2 separate regions of the Homo sapiens genome follow, and region 1 is linked to region 2. A link is an interaction called in ENCODE POLR2A ChIA-PET data of the cell type or tissue named here. Cell type or tissue: CD4-positive, alpha-beta T cell. All regions are shown on one strand. Each heading gives the region's core, and the rest is flanking DNA. Links, peaks and the distances in the headings are about the cores only.

Evidence for each region. Peaks named below come from ENCODE experiments on the same cell type or tissue, not always from the same donor. Only the 100,000 strongest peaks of a DNase experiment are listed, where the experiment ranks them.
Region 1: POLR2A ChIA-PET joins it to region 2 with 5 read pairs; 7 of 35 experiments call an interaction of 5 or more read pairs at or near these places.

The regions. Positions count from the first base shown.
Region 1 is chr1:32,981,878-32,988,756 of GRCh38, reverse strand. It overlaps the pseudogene LOC100419257. Among named protein-coding and RNA genes, the nearest start is that of RNF19B, 21 kb to the right of the region's middle. In CD4-positive, alpha-beta T cell, for the core only: no CTCF peak of the experiment used is centred there; a DNase peak (open chromatin) is centred at 4,116; H3K27ac peaks cover 1,585 bases.
Region 2 is chr1:33,083,480-33,090,358 of GRCh38, reverse strand. AZIN2 (antizyme inhibitor 2) reads right to left here. Exons shown (of 12, transcript NM_052998.4): 5 at 6,232-6,405. Among named protein-coding and RNA genes, the nearest start is that of AZIN2, 5.8 kb to the right of the region's middle. RefSeq lists an enhancer at 5,764-6,263. In CD4-positive, alpha-beta T cell, for the core only: no CTCF peak of the experiment used is centred there; a DNase peak (open chromatin) is centred at 3,818.

The sequences.
Region 1 (6,879 bases), core at 2,728-5,227, 100 kb after region 2:
ATTTGTCACTGCCACCTTATAATGGAGGTTCTGTTATCCCCATTTTCCAAGTTAAAAAAGCAAAACCAAACAAAAACATCATCTGAGGCTTCTCAGAGTTAAAATTACTATTTATAACTAGTAAGTGGCAGAACCAAGATCTTTGAATCCAGATCTTTTTTTTTTAACAGGCTTAATTCATTTTATTTTTTCTTGTGTAAAAACTCCGTTGACCGGGGCAGTGGCTCACACCTGTAATCTTAGCACTTTGGGAGGCCGAGGCATACGGATCACTTGAGCCCGAGTCCCAGACCAGCCTGGGCAACATGGCAAAACCCTGTCTCTACAAAAAACACACACAAAAAATTAGCTGGGGGTGGTGGTGCATGCCTGTAGTCCCAGCTACTGGGTTAGGGAGTGGCTAAGGCAGGAGGATTGCTTGAGCCCTGGAGGTTAAGGCTGCAGTGAGCTGTGGCCATGCCACTGCACTCCAGCCTGGGCAACCCTGTCTCAAAAAACAAAAACAAAACAAAACTCTATATTGTATACATAGCTGGAGCCTGGGTCCTCCGCACAGAGACTCTGGTCTGGGTCTTGATGAGATGGTCAGTGAACTCCTGATAGGGAAACTTGATGAATATGGTCTCTCTCCAGAGGTTGAGGGTCAGATAGCTATAATTCTTGGAGATGGCACCAAAGGTGGCCTTGGCGAAGTTGCCCAGGTGGCAGTGCAGCTTTGGGTTATGCTATGCCCATGATTTATCAGCTTTTTTTTTTTTTTTTTTTTTTTAGATGGAGTCTCTGTTGCCCAGGCTGGAGTGCAGTGGCGCCATCTTGGCTCACTGCAACCTCCACCTCCTGGGTTCAAGTGATTCTCCTGCCTCAGCCTCCCGGATAACTGGGACTACAGGCGCGTGCCACCACACCCGGCTAATTTGTTGTATTTTTAGTAGAGACGGGGTTTCACTATGTTGGCCAGGCTGGTCTCAAACTCCTGACCTTGTGATCCACCCACCTCGGCCTCCCAAAGTGCTGGGATTACAGGCGTGAGCCACCGTGTCCAGCTGATTTCTCAGCTCTTACAGCTCCAGGGTACTTAGGTTGTGGGCTCTCTGCTGGGGTAGTACTTTTTCTTTCTGTTATGACGCAATACACCTGGCTGAGGTGTAGCACTGGTCTGTACTAGCCATCAGCAGCATCTTGGGCACAGGGGCCAAGGTGATGCCATTGCCTCAGTGGGGCAGGGATAAGGCACACCAGCACAGAGCCACAGCAGCCTGTCACCTTGCAAGAGATGGTGTGGGGGCTAACTGATCTTATTCCCCCAGTGGCTTCTCTGCACAGGGACAATGGAGAGCCTGACCAGGTGATGTCCCCTCAGATGGCCGTGGCTACCTCCTCGGAGCACTTAACACCCAGACCAACGTGGCCACTGTAGTCCCCAATGGCAACACACACCTTGAACCTGGTATGCTGGTCAGCGCAGGTCTGCTTTTGCACGGGCGTGGTCTTCAAAACCTCATCCTTGAGAGATGCCCCCAGGAAAAAGTCAATGATCTCAGACTCCTCGATGGTCAAGGAGAAGGGCTAGATTTCCTCCAGGGACTTGATCTTCATGTCCTTGACCAGGTAGCCCAACTTGGTGACAGGCATCCATTCCTCATCTTCATCCTTGCCTCTGCAAGCTCCATGGCCCAGGCCCTGACCCCAACCACTATCCAGGCCCCAATGCCACTGCCAAAGCCTCCGTGGAAACCACTATGACCTCCCATTCCAGGGCCCCAAGGGCCTCTGAGTCCTCTCTCTGCACCAGTCATCTGCACTTTGGTGTTTTCTCAGGGAAGAAGTTGAACCAAGATCTTTCTGACTCTGAAGTTCATGTTTAACTAAAATGGTTACTTCCTTTTCTCAATTAATAAACAGAAACAAAGATTCTAGGCCAGGCACAGTGGCTCATGCCTGTAATCCCAGCACTTTGGGAGGCCAAGGTGGGCGGATCACCTGAAGTCAGGAGTTTGAGACCAGCCTGGTCAACACGGTGAAACCCCGTCTCTATTAAAAATATAAAAATTAGCTGGGCATGGTGATGGGCGCCTGTAATCCCAGCTACTCGGGAGGCTGAGGCAGGAGAATTGCTTGAACCTGGGAAGCAGAGGTTGCAGTGAGCCAAGATCGTGCCATTGCACTCCAGCCTGGGCAACAGAGCGAGACTCCGTCTCAAAAAATAAAATAAAATAAAGCTCTTAAATTACCTGTACTGCACAATAATTCTTTTGTATGCTCAATTATTTTGTATGCTCAATGAGAATTGGTTTTCATAACTTTTCGAGCTTCTTGGGCTGCATTCCTTGGCTGGTGGTCCCCTCTTCCATCTTCAAATTCTTTTGTATGCTAAAATAAGTAACTGAAGGAAAGGCTGTCTTGAGATACCTGGACATTGAAGCCTCTCTGCCTTTAAGAAAATGACCCCATCTCTAGGGATGCATTGAGATTGAGCAGAGAATTCAGGAGTGCTCCTGGTATCTGCAGGGGTGACTCCAATCTGTTTCTATATTCAGCATTATCAGCTTAGCGCATGCTAAAAGGTGAGTTTGGTTTTGTGAGGATAATACCAAATTCTGGGGTGGCATCTTTGGAGTTGGGTGGTTGGAGGATAAGTTGTAAAGCTGGTGTTAGTTAAATGTGCCTCTGATGTGAGTCCACAGGGCAAACCGAGGACAGTGCTCTTATGGAAAAGAGCTAGGGCCATGAGAATCTACAGTGGGGCAAGCTTAGGGGTTCACAGAGGCCTTCCCAGAGGAAGTGACTTCTAACTAACACTTGAAGACAGGTAGGCATTAGCTAGGCAAGGCAGTCGAGAACATTCTGGACATACATATCACCTCCGCCAGTAGCTGGAGTTGCAGCTTCATCTGTAGGACCAAAAGAGTGACACCCACAGGCCCCTTACTGCCTAGAGGAATGCTGGGACTCTGCCCTAACCTCAAGAACCTCTGCAAGATCCTTGTCTTGTGAACCTCATGCACTGTTTGACTTCCTAGGAAATGCTATGGATTTCTTAAAATGAGATTTCTGGTATATCCACTGCTTCTGCCTGAGGCACTTTTTGTTTTCTGGAATGGTGTGGTGAGCCTTTTAGCAGAGCAGTCCTAGAATCTGCTCTAGCATTGACTTGTTACATGACCTTGGGCCAGTCACTTCTTCCCTCTGGGCCTCGATTTGTCCATCTGTAAAGTTGGGAGCAGGTGGAGCCCTTCCAGCTCTGATGCTGTCTGGTGGGACTGTGAGGAAGCAGTGTCCTGTAGTGGTTAAACCCCAGACTGTGGCCCTGAGTGGGAGTCCTGCCTGCACCATTTACTGGGACCTTGGGCAAATCACTTCTCCTCTCTGAGGCTCCATTTCCTCATCTGTACAATAGGACCTACATTCCTATCCCCCTGGATTGTATGAGGATTAAATGAGATTACAGACATAAAGCATTTGAGGCTGTGCCAGGCCCAGCAAATGGCAGCTTCTGTCATATTTTGTAATGGATGTGAAATAGAAAATGTTAACTCTGCTGATTGCTGCGAAACACACCATCCTCAGGGTTTACCATCAATGCAATCTCTGCAAACTGTCAGAAGGTCCTCTGATGGGTGTCCAGGGAAACACCCAAAGCTGGGTAGCTTCACTTCAGCAGGAACTGAGGAAATTCCCCATGGGGAAAAGTTGGCCAAGTAGGTGGTGGCTGTGCTAATTTGTGGGTATGAAGACAATTCCTAGACTCTGAGCTGCAAGGGTGAGCCTGGGATGGAGTCTGGGTGGCCTGAATTAGCTCAGGGTGGGAAAGGAAATGTCCCTTGCCCCTAGCTAGTAACCAGAGTCAGGATAGCCTAGGGCAGGATGGAAAGGAGAACTGAGTCTTCCCTCACCCATGACCTGCCCTGGTCCTCTGCCTGTGCCACACTATCACTCTAATTCTGACCATCTGATGCCTGCTCATATTGCCACTTGTAAGTCTGACTGCTCTTTACATAAAAAATGGGAAATGAAGGCTCAGAGAAAGGCAGGGACTTGCCCAGACCACACAGCAAATCAGAACCAAAATCTAGGTCTCCAGGCCTCAGATGCAGCTATCTCTGTCAGCATCAGACAGCCTCCTTGATTCTGGCAAGAGAGTGAATGGCTGGTTGTTGCCTGGCAACCACAGCCACCCCAGATGTTTTCTATCTCCACATTTTCATGAGAATCAGGCCATTCAGCGATAGCTGGGCTCAGACCTCAGAGAGAAAATGTCTCTGGTCTTAGGGGCAGTAGGGACAGGACTCCTCATGTTTGAAGCATTTACCTAGGCTAGGCACAGTCAGTTCCCCTCCAGGTTCTAGAACTCTCCCAGGCTGCCCCGACCCATTTCTCTTTCTTGCTTAGGGACGAGATTCACACGATTTCCTCCCTTCTGGCTGAGCTGAGCTGTGCTCTGTCATCACCGACAGCAAGTGCTGGAGGAGAAAATCCTGCTGGGGCCTTTAATCACATTGAGAGAGCAATTTAGGAATCACCCTGGGCCTGAACCCTGGCTCTGCCAGTCATTGGCTACATGACCTTGATCAAGTTACTCCACCTCTCTGAGCTGGTTCTTTCATCTGTAAAATGGGGTTAATGTCTGCCTCTCAGGTCTGTGTAAAGAGTTAATGAAATAATGAATGTAGGCCAGGCGCAGTGGCTCACGCCTGTAATCCCAACTCTTTGGGAGGCCGAGGTGGGCGGATCACGAGGTCAGGAGATCGAGACCATCCTGGCTAACATGGTGAAACCCCGTTTCTACTAAAAATACAAAAAATTAGCCACACCTGTAGTCCCAGCTACTCGGGAGGCTGAGCCAGGAGAATGGCGTGAACCCGGGAGGCGGAGCTTCATCTCAAAAAAAAATAAAAATATGAATGTAAGGTATCAGGCATAGGAATAGGTATTCAGGGCCACGCGTGGTGGCTCACACTTGCAATCTCAGCACTTTGGGAGGCCGAGGCAGGCGGATCACCTGAGGTCAGGAGTTGGAGACAAGCCTGGCCAAGACGGTGAAACCCCATCTCTACTAAAAATACAAAAATTAGCTGGGCATGATGGCAGGTGCTATAATCCCAGCTACTTGGGAGGCTGAGGTGGGAGAATCACTTGAACTCGGGAGGTGGAGATTGCAGTGAGCTGAGATCGCGCCATTGCACTCCACCCTGGGCGACAGAACCAGACTGCGTCTCAAGAAGAAAAAAAAGAAATAGGTATTCAGTATTAACATCTGTATCAGTCAACTTTCTCAACTGCAAGCAGTAAGATTCCACTAAAGATTGTCTAGCAGAAAAAGGCCAGAGGATCAGGCTGGGGGCTACACATCAAGAACAGTATCCCCAGAATGCCACTTCAGTGAAGACCCTAGGGCCACCCCCAGTTGCCAACACACAGCACAGATGTGGCAGCACGCATTAGGGATTTTCTGTAGCCTCACTCACCGTGGCACCCCTTGCCCTTCTCTCTGCCCTTTTGGGATCTGGTACAGGAGGAAGGAAGTGGATTCCTCACGCTCATGGCTAGACTGCATAGGGAAAACACATACATAAGCACTATACCCCTGGTGCTGTTTACACTGCTTACAACCCTCCCTTAGAGAATGATACTACTATTTTGCCAGTTGATAGATATGGAAACTGATGCACAGAGAGGTTTTTTTCTTAACTTGCCTGAGATCACACAACCAGTAAACAGTAGAACCAGAACTGGAACCCAGGCAGTTTAACTCTCTTGCTAATGTCCTGAACTAGAACTCTCAGGGTAACCAGAGTTACCCTGAGAAATTACTATTTCCCATCTACATGATGGGAAGATTCTATCATAACTGTGACTAGATGGATGGATGGATGGATGGATGGATGGATGGATGGATGGTTTATTCATTAATTCAACTTTAAGTGCTTTTTATGTCCCAGGCTCTGTGGTCAACACCAAGTAAAACTAATATGTTCTCTGACTTTAAGGAACTTAGGGCTAGTGGAGGAAAAGAACAAGAAATAAGCAAACACTCAAGTAAACTAAATACTTGGAAATTATGAGAAGAGCAAGGAAGGAAACACAGAACAAAGTATAAGAAAGAATCACTGGGGCAACATTATGGGTAGGGAGGACTCTCTCCCTGGCTCACTGTTCAACCATACTGGCCTCCTGGCTGCTCTTTGTTTTTGTTGTTGTTGTTGTTGTTGTTGTTTGTTTGTTGTTGTTGTTGTTTTTGAGACAAAGTCTTGCTCTATCACTAGGGTGGAGCGCAGTGGTGCGATCTCGGCTCACTGCAACCTCCGCCTCCCGGTTTCAAGCGATTTTCCTGCCTCAGCCTCCCGAGTAGCTGGGACTACAGGGGCGCGCTACCATGCCCAGCTAATTTTTGTATTTTTAGTAGAGATGGGTTTCACCATGTTGGCCAGGATGGTCTTGAACTCCTGACCTTGTGATCCGCCCACCTTGGCCTCCCAAAGTGCTGGGATTACAGGTGTGAGCCACTGCACCCGGCCCTGGCTACTCTTTGGAACCACCAAGCACACTTAGGGCGTTTGCTTTGGCTGTTCCTTCTGCTTAATAAGGGTTTCCCCAGTTACCTACATGGCTAACTCCCTCACCTCCTTAAAGTTTTGTATGCATAGCACCTTCTCAGCAAGACCTTCCTTGACACCACTGTTTAACAACTCATCCTGCCTCTTCCCTGCACTGATGCTGCATCAGCACTCCTTGTCTCCTCCCTGCTCTACTGTATCTTCCCCTTACCACTTTCTAACACAGTTTATTTATGTGTATTTATAATTTATTATATTTATTATGTTTACACTTTGCTTTACCTTGTAGAATGTAAACATCACAAGAGAGCAGGGATCTTTGTTC
Region 2 (6,879 bases), core at 2,455-4,954:
GATGATGATGATGATGACGACAGCAACTGTGTTCATTCAGCACCTACCACAAGCAGGCCCTGAATTAGATGGTTTACATCGGGTGTTAGCATACTTTTTCTATAAAGAACCAGAATAAATATTTTAGGTTTTGCGAGCCACACAGTCTCTGTCACAACTTCTCAACTGCCTTTGTAGCACCAGAACAGCCACAGCCAAAGCATAATTGAATGAATGTGGCTGTGAGTCAATAAAACTTCATAAAATTAGGTGGTGGACTGGATTTGGCCTTCCATCCGTAGTTTGCCAACCCCTACTTTGGATTCACCCTTTTATTCAGTCCTTGCCAATAACCCATTCAGATGGGTATTAGCTCCAATCTACAGAGAAGGAAACTGATGCTCAGAAGGGCTACGCAGAAAATAGGTGGCAGAACGAACTTTCGAACTCAAGTCTGACTCTCCACGAATAAACAAGAGAAGAGAGAGCCAGTTTTGAAACATGGTGAGAGGCATAAGAGTCATTTTTAGCCATCCTGATTTTGTAATAAGAGTCTAATTTTAATTTAGCAACTTTTCAGCACTAGATATTTATAAGCATTATTTCATTTAATCCCAATGACTATGCTATGAAATATTTACTGGCTACATTTTATGGAGGACAAAATTGAGTTCAGTGAGGTCCACCTGTCTGTGGTGACACAGCCAACCAGTAGCAGAATGGGACACAAAGGTCAAGCTCCAGAGCTGGGCTTGCTGCCACCACAGCTTGCTTCCCAGGGGCAGATGTGGCCTACCCCGAATCTGAGTGGATGTGGACCTGTGTTTTTGTTCCCTGCCTCACCACGTGAGGTGAGAGGAAGAAGCAGTGTTAGCACTTTAGCACTTTGGGGACCTGTGATTGAGCTTTGATTATAATTTTTTTTTAAATATATATATTTTTTAATTAGAGACAGGGTCTCACTACATTGCCCAGGCTGGTTTCGAACTCCTGGGCTCAAGCAGTCCTCCTGCCTTGGCCTCCCAGAGTGCTGGGATTACAGCTGTGAGCCAAGGCACTCAGCCTAATTATAAATATTTAAATAAGTGTTGTCATTCATTGAAGGCATATCCTATGCCAGTCACTGCATTAAGTATTTTATATACATTCTCATTTAACCTTACTAATAATCTTATAAGGTGGGGAACAGAGGCTCAGGGATGCTAAGTGATTTGTCCAAAATCACACAGCTTCTAAGTGGCACAGATGGGATTCTAACTGTCAGACCTTAGCACACCAGCTCTTAACCTCACTGCTGTAATGGGGAATGCAACCTCAATGCTGCACTGACGGGTATTTTTGAGCATCTATTGAGTTGCCAGGCTCTGTGATAGGTGTTAATAAAACAAGTGGTGACTAAAGCACATAGGGTCTCTGAGACCATGGAGCTTTCAGGTTGGTGGGAAAGATAGGCAGGGCAGTCCCAAATGAGCGCTGAATAATGATGGAATTACAAGTGGTTAAGAGCTGGGAAGAAAAAGTACGTGCTGCAAGAGACCTGGGTGTGAGAGGCAAAGGACAACTTCAGGGTTAGATATTTAAACTGAGCCCTGCAGGAGGCCTCAGCCAGGCCAAGAGGGAAGGAAAGAATCTAAGAATCTTTCCAGTAGAGGAAGTGGTCTGTGCAGAGGTTCTGAGGCAAGCAGTGCTGAGCACTTCAGCCTGATCAAGGAACAGAGAATGCTGCAGTGGCTCAAGAAGAGCAAGTTAGTGCAGTGAGGACGATGAGGTCAGAGGGAGAGGGGCAGAGCTGCCAAGGAAACATGTTTTACCCTGCATGTGATGGGAAAGAGTCTAAAGGGTTAGGAAGGGAAACGACATGGTCAGATTTGCATTTTAAATATAAGGTCTACATGTCTATCTGGCTACCTGAAGGAGGGCCCAAGGGGATTCTGGGGGAATAGACAGTGACAGTCAGTGGCTATCACCATCGCCCTGGGGGAGATGACAGAGCCAGCTCCAGAAAAGTGGGGAGATGTGTTCTGGAGGTGGGACTGGCAAGCTGGGTGATAGATTGCATGTGGTGATGAGGACGAGGACGTCAGAGGGAACTCCCACACCCAGCAGACTGAGGGGGCCCTTCATGACGGGGAAAGGGGACATCAGGAGCACATTTGAACATGCCGGGTTCCAGGCATCTCCTCGTATCAAGTCAACTGGATATATAGGTCTGAGCTGGAGATTAAAATGTGGGAAGCAGTGGCATATTGATGGTATTTAAAGCCATGGGAGGAGATAACCCTTCTTCTGAGAAGAAGGAGGGTTTACAAGACAGGGAGGCCTAGGAATTCAGAAGAATGCTACCATTTAGAGAGTGGCAGAAGATGGGGAGAGATGGTACCCGGGACCTGCAGAGGTGAGGATGGAGAACGTTTCCAAGGGATGGAGAGCAATATGCAGATTAGAAAGCTATTCCTGTAAATGCAAATCTCGTCTCACAGCGAGACATGTGTCTGGACAGGAAGGAGCTGTCTCAGCTATAAGAAGTGCCTGATGAGGTGGGGTCGAAGCAGTGTTCTCTTTCATCTTATACACTTCTGAAGCCTTTAAAAGTAGGACCATATGTTACTGTTGAGTCTTTTTTTTTTTTAAAGAATGCATTGCCAGTCGGGTGTGGTGGCTCATGCCTGTAGTCCCAGCACTTTGGGAGGCCAAGGCAGGTGAATCATGAGGTCAGGAGTTCAAGACCAGCCTGGCCAACATGGTAAAACCCTGTCTCTACTAAAGAAACAAAAAATTAGCCGGGCATGGTGGTAGGCACCTGTAATCCCAGCTGCTCAGGAGGCTGAGGCAGGAGAATCGCTTGAACCTGGGAGGCAGAGGTTGCAGTGAACTGAGATCACGCCACTGCACTCCACCCTGGGCAACAGAGCAAGACTCTGTCTCAAAAAAAAATATATATATATATGGCTGGGTGCAGTGGCTTATGCCCGTAATCCCAGCACTTTGGGAGGCCGAGGCGGGTGGATCACCTGAGGTCGGGAGTTCGAGACCAGCCTGACCAACATGGAGAAACCCCATCTCTATTAAAAATACAAAATTAGCCGGGCATCGTGGCACATGCCTGTAATCCCAGCTACTCGGAAGGCTGAGGCAGGAGAATCACTTGAACCCGGGAGGTGGAGGTTGCGGTGAGCCGAGATTGCGCCACTGCACTCCAGCCTGGGCAACAAGAGCGAAACTCTATCTCAAAAAAAAAAAAAAAATACTACATATCCACCAAAACCATCCTGGTGATTATCTATGGAGACATAAAGCTGATGTCCTAGTTTCTTTTGGGGTGAATGAATCAATGTGTTATTTGCATGTATTATTAGTTCACAATCCATGTTTAAAGTAAAGTGCTCACTGGATGTTGGTAAGTGCTCACTGGGGATGTTGGTAAGAGAAAATTCTTTGGAGTAGTGAAAGTGGAGGCTGGGAAGCAATGGCTTAAGGAAGGAGTACTGAAGGAAAGAAAAAATGGGGGCAGACAGGCAAGTGCAGACAACTTGGTTGAGTTTGGTCACGAAAAGAGAGCAAGGGATTGGGCTGGAAGAGGATGTGCTGCCCAGCAAAGGCTTTTTAAGATGGGAGGATGCTGAGGGAGACAGAGGGCAAGCGATTGGGACAGGAGAGATGATACAGTGGTCCTCGGGCAGGTGGCTGGGTAGACCAGAGTCCCCGAGCAAGCTGTGGCCCTGGCCCCCGTCCAACGCATGTCTGTCTGCACATCCAGCCCTAGCTTACGCCAGGCCCTTGGTCAGTGTCCACTAAGGCACAACGCTGTTAAGCATGGCCACCCACTACAGACGACCAGAAGAGGGCAGCCTTGGCCTTCCAAGAAAAGCTGTAAGTCGGGGAGCCACCTCTCCAGAAGCGCACCAAAGGGTCTGCATGATCCCATCACAGGGAGGGGGCTTAAGTCTCTCCTCGCCCCTGCAGTTGGCTGAGGGCATCCATCACTGGCTGAATCCCAGCTCAGCCATCCTCTCCCCAGCCACCTTGGAAAAAACAGAGTCCAAGGCAACTCAGCAGGACTCAAGCTGCCACCACCCTGATGCGGAACCTCCATCTCTCATTTCCTTATACGTTAAATGTGTCCTCACCAGGCTACGGTCAGAATCCCCATTAAAAAAAATAGTAATTACCTCACAGGGCTGTTGTGAGAATAAAATGAGATCGTGTACAGAAAACACTTGGCAAAGTACCTGACACAACAGACACACTCAGCAAAGGGCAGATGCTTCTCCAGTCCCCGCTGTCATCAAGGTCTCTCTCAGCCTTAACACCTCACTCTGCCCTTTCTTCTACAGAACCAAGCTCCTCCCCCTGGGGTTCCTGAAGCAGAAAACTCTAGGCAGTGGGGTTTGGTCCTGTTCTTCACCCTAGACCTCGGGGACTGAAAGGATCCTGCTCCTTTTCATCCCACGTGGAGGCCCAGGGCACCGCAGGAAGAAGTGGGAAACGAGGACGTCCTGGCTCTGCTACCCACAGATGGCTGACCCCATGGTTTCCTCAACTGTAGAACGGCAGTCTCTCCCACTGTGTGCCTCACAGAGCTTCGTGGAAGACATGCACAAAACGAGGTGTGCAAAGCATGAACTAGCCCAAAGATAAGAGGAAGCACCTCATCTACCATGAAAGGCATTAACATTCGGTCCCTGCTACAGGTTAACCTGCTCATTCTGACCATCCCGGCCAAGTGCACACCTCTCCCCAACCTGGAGTCGCTCCAGCCCTGTCATCCTGCCCAGGACTCCAGGAGTCCTTTCTAGAACTCTCCTCACAACATCCAGCCATATTACGCAACCATTACTAACCACCAAGAAAATAGTGCTAATGACAATATCACAAAGCAGTGCCCACTGGACTTGCTCCCACCTCAGGGCCTTTGCACCTGCTGTTCCTGCTGCCTGAAATGCCCTTTCCCTGGTTATCTACCTGGCTTGATCCCTTGGCTCTTTTGGGTCTGTATTCAAATCTCAGTGAACCATTCCCTGGCCAAACTATCTAAAAGTACAATCCTCTCTCCCAACATTCCTTACTTCCCTTTCCTGCTTTCTCTCTACAGCATTTTCCATCTAAAATACTAAATATTTTCTTTATTTCATCTTTTTTTTTTTTTTTGTAAACAAGCTCCATGAAGGAAGGGCTTTTGTTGTTTTATTTTGTTCACTGCCAAATCCCCACCTAGAATAATGCTTGGCCTCAGAAGAGATGCCCAATTAATATTTGCTGAATCAATAAATGAGATACTTTCAGCTCTACTTAGTTGAAACTTTATAGCTTAAATGCTTTTATCTAGCAAGGACAGAATAGAAATAAATAAACTAAGCATTCAACTCAAGGACAGCAGTCTATCAATTCTGTATTGCTAGCCCTGCCTAGCACAGTGACTACACGCTGTAGGAGTTCAGTAGATACTGAATGACAGTAGATAAGTAAAGTTAATCTAAAGTGGCTATGCGCGGTGGCTCACGGCTGTAAACCCAGCACTTTAGGAGGCTGAGGCGGGTGGATCACCTGAGTTCAGGAGTTTGAGATCAACCTGGCCAACATGCTGAAATCCTGTCTCTACTGAAAATACCAAAAAATTAGCCAGGTACGGTGGTGTGCACCTGTAATCCCATCTACTCGGGAGGCTGAGGGCAGGAGAATCACTTGAACCCGGGAGGCGAAGGTTGCAGTGAGCCAAGATGGCAACACTGCACTCCAGCCTGGGTGACAGAGCAAGACACCATCTCAAAAAATGAAAAAAATAAATCTAAAGAGAGCAGGAGGGAATGAAGACAACAGCAGAAATCAAATTAGAAAGACAGAATTGGTGGCAACAACAAAACTACAAGGACTAGTTAAGAAAATGCACCGCCACACATTATTATGATTATAAAAGGAAAAAGAAAAGAAACCAACAATATGGAGACGCTTTTGTTTTAATTAGAAGAACATCATGTATAGCTCTGTGCCAAACAAATTTGCAAATCTCCATTAAAAAGATGAGCTTTCTACCAGGGACAAAGAAGATTCCAATCTGGAACTTCAAGGCTGACAAATTCCATGCTCGTTTCTCCCTCCCTCATCCCTTGAGACCCCTCCTGAGTGGGTGGTCTTCCCAGAGGGCAAGGACCAACTACAGGTACCTCTTGCTCCCCAGAGCCCACCTGGACTAGCCTGGCCATGTGTGTGTTCAGTGGGCATGGAGGGTCAGTGCACCGTGCGGGCAGGGCTCACCTTGTTGGCACAGCTAAAGCCCAGCCCCAGCTGGGCCAGAACCTTCAGCACACCTGGGCTGCTGTTGCACTTGACAGCATAAAAGGGCCGGACTCGTGGCAGGCACTTCAGAAAGCAAAAGTGCTTCCTCACTATGGCACCCAGGTCAGCCACGAAGAAGGCAGCTACCTCGTCCTGAATGACAAGAAGTGGATGAATGTGAGACCCCATCCAGCTCGCACCCTGTGCATGCCATCCGTGATCCTTCCAAGTACCTGACCCAGGTTCAGTACTGGCCACAGAGCTACCCTGCTGCTAAGTTTTCTGGGCCTCCCCAAGCCTACAGGGCAGAAGGCAAACTCCTCAGCCTGGCATTCAAGGCTCTGATCTAGCCCCAATCCCTCCCCTCAATGCGGCTAAAACTCCAGCTGTAGGCTGGATCATTTTCCCACCTTCAAACCTTTGTTCCCACCATGTCCTGCAGAATACCCTCCCCACTCCTGTGTCTGGCAAAATCCTTAAAGTTTCACTCAAATGCCACCTTCCCCAAACCAATAAGGCAACTCTGCTTTTAAATGCTCCCACTGCATTTGCATATGCTTCCAAGGTATCAGAACTGCATATGCATCTGTCCATTCTAGAAAAGGGTAAACTCCCTAAAGGCAGAAG